Regions from separate parts of the Mus musculus genome. Here region 2 is linked to region 1. Evidence: chromatin loops called from intact Hi-C (ENCODE). Cell type or tissue: gastrocnemius. All regions are shown on one strand.

Evidence for each region. A loop is a pair of places that touch in the nucleus more often than their neighbours do. Peaks named below come from ENCODE experiments on the same cell type or tissue, not always from the same donor. Only the 100,000 strongest peaks of a DNase experiment are listed, where the experiment ranks them.
Region 2: a loop joins it to region 1, with 2.8 times the contacts of the local background. A loop is called at or near these places in 3 of 42 quality-filtered maps.

What each region holds. Positions count from the first base shown.
Region 1 is chr11:118,317,192-118,319,691 of GRCm38, reverse strand. Timp2 (tissue inhibitor of metalloproteinase 2) reads left to right here. Exons shown (of 5, transcript NM_011594.3): 3 at 2,165-2,273. Among named protein-coding and RNA genes, the nearest start is that of Cep295nl, 24 kb to the left of the region's middle. In gastrocnemius, a CTCF peak has its summit at 960 (motif pointing left); DNase peaks (open chromatin) are centred at 932 and 2,373; H3K27ac peaks cover 325 bases.
Region 2 is chr11:118,393,107-118,395,606 of GRCm38, reverse strand. It overlaps Lgals3bp (lectin, galactoside-binding, soluble, 3 binding protein), which reads left to right. Exons shown (of 6, transcript NM_011150.3): 6 at 1,485-2,500. Among named protein-coding and RNA genes, the nearest start is that of Lgals3bp, 7.6 kb to the left of the region's middle. In gastrocnemius, no CTCF peak of the experiment used is centred here; a DNase peak (open chromatin) is centred at 1,412.

The DNA of each region.
Region 1 (2,500 bases):
CCTTAATCCTTCCCATACAATTCCACCAGCTGGGGACCAAGCATTTAAATACCCGAGACTATGGGACCATTTTTGTTCAGAGCACCACATCTGTCTAGTTTCAGAAACGTGCTATCCTGATTTTGTTGGGTGATACACTGGTGTGTAGCTTATTGTAAAAGGGTGAGTCTGGCAGGTGGGTGTGCTCAGGGGTAGCTTTCCTCCCTGTGCTGGGCCGCTTACTGAGAAGGAATCCCATTGGGTGAACAGGACTGTAGTCAGAGACACCATATACACACACATACACACACATACACACACCACACACACAGCACATATACCACTGTCGTCAAAGAGACTGCACACGGCAGCCATAGTGACTGTGGTGGTGTCTGCTAGTGTTTTCAGAGTCTTTTCCATGTTGGAGACAAATAGGAAGAGATTCATATTGGAGAGGGAGTGGGAGAGGGAGAAGGAGAGGCTGAGGTTGTGGCTCAATTGGTAGAGTGCTTGCCTAGCATACCTGAAGTCCCAAGTTCAAATCCTAGCTTGGCAATGAGATGTGCTGGTGCCTGCTGATGGCAACAACTGCCTTGAAGTTCAAAGGAAAACAGCTGGCTCCTCCAGTGTTAGGGACAGCTTTGCCACACCATAGTGGTTGTGTCACCTCAAGGGGATGACTAGCCACTCGATACCAAAGCCTCTTTACGAGGCAGAGAAGCAGGTAGCCTTTCATAATATCCTCATTGCTTAATGCCAAGGAAGTGACTCTGACCTTTTGGAGTGGCGTCATTTGAGATGCCCAAGGAGACCTTGCAAGCTTCTTCCTGCAGGGTCCTCTAGGAGAGAGGCTGGAGACTGGGCTGTTGGTGTTAAGAGCACTTGCTGCTCTTTCAGAGTTCAAGGCCCATCACCCATGTCCTACAGCTCACAACCACCCGCACTTCTGCTGGAGGGGATCCAGCGCCCTCTTCTGGCTTCTGAGGGTATCATGCACATGGCAGCAGACATGCAGACAAACACATCTTGTAAAGAGAAATAACCTAAACCTTTAAAACTCAAAGGAAGGATGAAGGAAGGGAGGAAGAGACAAAAAGAAAAGCCTTTCTCTGCAGTGTTAGGAAGGACAGGAGTAAGATGGGAAAAGTGGGGACACCACACACACACACACATACCACACATACACCACATACACATATACACACCATACACATCACACACACACATATACACACACATACACACACCACACATACCACACACATACCACACACACCATACACACACATACCATACACATATACCACACACAGACTGCACACATATACCACACATACCAAATACAGACACCACACACACACAACACAACCACATACACAACACAACCACACACACAACACACACACACATATATGCCACACACACCACACACACGTACACACTCACACACACACACACAGCTAGCTGCTGGGAAATGTCTTCCTCAGCAGGGCAGCTAAAGAGCTGGGTAATTAAGGCATTGAGAAATCAAGCCCTCTCCCGACTCTGAGGTTCTGTTCTGGTTCCAAGGGCTCCTTTCTCTCCTTCGTTGTTTCCTGGTAGCCAGTGCTTCAAGACCAAAATCTCTGGAAATAAGCAGGGTGTTGCAGTACAAGCCTATAAGCCTAGCATCCTGGCTGAGGCAGGGGAATGGAGAATTCAAGACCAGGACTGGCTACAAAGTAAAAAGAATCCTGAAGTAGGGCTGGGGTGTAAATTATTGGGCTTAGGTTTAATCCAGAAGTGGGGGTGGGGGCTGGGGGGTATGAAGATCAAAAGAAAATGGGAAGTCCACAGCAGATAAATTAACACAGTTCCTGGGAATGAAGATGAGCCCTCCGTGGCCAGTAAGACTCTCTAGACCTTATCCAGAGGTCCTAAAATGACCTCATGCAGAAATGTCCTTGGAGAAAGTCTCCCACAGATGACAGGACTGTGCTTACCCGCTAAGATGTCCCCACAGCCCTCAGCAGACGACTCTGAACACCTTCGCAAAGCAGTGATGGCTTGTGAATCCATGGGATACGCCTGTGCAACCTGGGTCCTGGGTTGGGGGCATGCCTGGGTGCAACCATGTGTTCCTATTCCCATCATGCTCTGGGTGGGAGCCACATCTCTATTATACCTGCCTTCCTGTGTTTTGCAGATGTTCAAAGGACCTGACAAAGACATCGAGTTTATCTACACGGCCCCCTCTTCAGCAGTGTGCGGGGTCTCGCTGGACGTTGGAGGAAAGAAGGAGTATCTAATTGCAGGTGTGTGGGAGTTCACCCTTCCCCACTGAGTGCTGAATTGTGGTGCAGAGAATTCCAGTGTCCTGGTCCCTAAGGAACAAACTTCCCACACTGCCCTCTAGGGACGAAAGAGCAGAATTGCATTGGGCCAGGGACTGCTGATAGCCCATGTACAGGAGACATGAGTGGCCTTTGTTGGAGGCACCCACCTGGCCCTCACCTATACAGAAGCCGTCTGTATTAGCAGC
Region 2 (2,500 bases), 76 kb before region 1:
CACGCACCCTCACCCACATTCAGTGCATGCAAATGCATGCATTTTTCACTATACAACTCTAAATATCCTCTCCAAATCACTGCACACACGCACCCTCACCCACATTCAGTGCATGCAAATGCATGCATTTTTCACTATACAACTCTAAATATCTTCTCCAAATCACCGCACACTGTTGTAAGAAGTTTTAGATTCCCCAACCCAGAACTTCTCAGGCTTGCATTTTGAAAGCAATGATTTAAAAGCAGAACATTTATTAAAAGTATTCTCTTTCACTCTTATGACCTGGAGCTTTATATAATGGAACGTGACATTTATGAGAACAGTACTGGCAATTAAACCCAGATTAAAACCATTCACTTGCAGTCGAGTGTGCAAAGCAGGCAGGGATCCTGTGTCCTGCTGGTGATGTCTAAGACACAGTGAGAGGGAGGCAGATGCCATCCCCAGCTTCCTACACCTCTGTGCCCTGTCCCTAGCTGTGGCCTGAGGTCTGGGCTCTGTGCTCTCTCCTTCCCTCCCTTTCTCTCTCTCCCTTTCCCCTACCCCAGACCCCTTCAGCTTCCCTCTGCAGTCAATGCATGCACCCTCTAGCTGTCCCTCAAGCCACTTCTCGCTGCTAGCTTTGGGCCTTTTCCCACTCTGGACAAGTGTTTTTTACTTGTAGAGGATGAGCAGGACTGAGTACCCACCCTGATGTCTGAACCTTAAGACTTGGATGAGCGAGGCATGGGGAGGCATGGGGACAGAGAGGCACTTGCTGTGAGTGGCTCATTTCAGCCTCCCTTGGCTCTCAGAGCTGCCAGCAGAATCCAAGGGACCGCTTTAGAGTGGGATGAGGATCAGAAGCTAGTGCCAATCCTTCTTCCCGGTGCTCCTCCTTCAGCAGCAGTGGGAGGTCGGTGGCTGCATCCTATTATCCTGTGCCTTCCCTATGAGGTGATTTCACAAAGGATCTATTGCCACTTGTGTAGGGTGGGTCAGGTCAGAGGAGAGAGTTGCCATCCCAGCCTTCAGAGTGCCGTGAAGTCAGTGACAGGAACCTCAGACCGGTCTGAACATTTGTGCACAAAGAGAGAGGATGTCACTGTGGCCTCTGACCCTCACGTGGCTCATAGCCACAGGGAAGCAGAAATAAGGTGACCGAGGAACCGTTGTCACCTAACTGGGGGTAGATACTTGGGGAGAGAGGTTACCACAGGAACCCAGCAGGGGAGCCATGCCCAGATCTCTGCTGACCAAGGCTCACAGTGACAGCAGGGAGACCAGGAGATGGTGGAACCCCTCAGGTGAGGGTGTTCACACACGAGGAAGAAAGTGGCTGTGGGTGTCTTTGTCAACAGTTATTTGCTTGACATCCCTAGGTTTTTGCCAGTTGGTGTGAGACTGAGATGATCAATGCCCAGGGTGGCAGTAGGCCAGGCACACCCGCTGTGTGGCAGGGCTGACTCCAGACACCTGGCTTCCCTCCCTCCCTCCCTCAGGTACTTTTACTCCCGAAGAATCGAGGTCAGCATGTCTTCTGTTAAGTGCTTGCACAAGCTAGCCTCTGCCTATGGGGCCACAGAGCTTCAGGACTACTGTGGACGGCTTTTTGCCACCCTCCTCCCCCAAGACCCCACTTTCCATACTCCCTTGGACCTTTATGCGTACGCACGGGCCACCGGGGACTCTATGCTGGAAGATCTGTGTGTACAGTTTCTGGCCTGGAACTTCGAGCCTCTGACACAGTCTGAGTCCTGGTCGGCTGTTCCCACCACCTTGATCCAGGCTCTCCTCCCCAAGAGTGAGCTGGCTGTGTCTAGTGAGCTGGATCTGCTGAAGGCAGTGGACCAGTGGAGCACAGAAACCATTGCCTCACACGAGGATATAGAGCGCCTGGTGGAACAGGTCCGCTTCCCCATGATGCTGCCCCAGGAGCTGTTCGAGCTGCAGTTCAACCTGTCCTTGTACCAAGATCACCAGGCACTGTTCCAGAGGAAGACCATGCAGGCCTTGGAGTTCCACACAGTGCCTGTCGAAGTGCTGGCCAAGTACAAAGGCCTGAACCTCACGGAGGACACCTACAAGCCCCGCCTTTACACCTCTTCCACCTGGAGTAGCTTGGTGATGGCCTCCACCTGGAGGGCACAAAGATATGAATACAATCGATACAATCAGCTCTATACATATGGCTATGGCTCAGTAGCCCGGTACAATAGCTACCAGTCCTTCCAAACCCCACAACACCCCAGCTTCCTCTTCAAGGACAAGCAGATCTCCTGGTCAGCCACCTACCTCCCCACCATGCAGAGCTGCTGGAACTATGGCTTCTCGTGTACCTCTAACGAGCTCCCTGTACTGGGCCTCACCACATCCAGCTACTCCAATCCGACAATTGGCTATGAGAACAGAGTACTGATCCTCTGCGGAGGCTACAGTGTGGTGGATGTCACCAGCTTTGAAGGCTCCAAGGCCCCTATTCCCACTGCCCTGGACACCAATAGTTCCAAGACTCCCT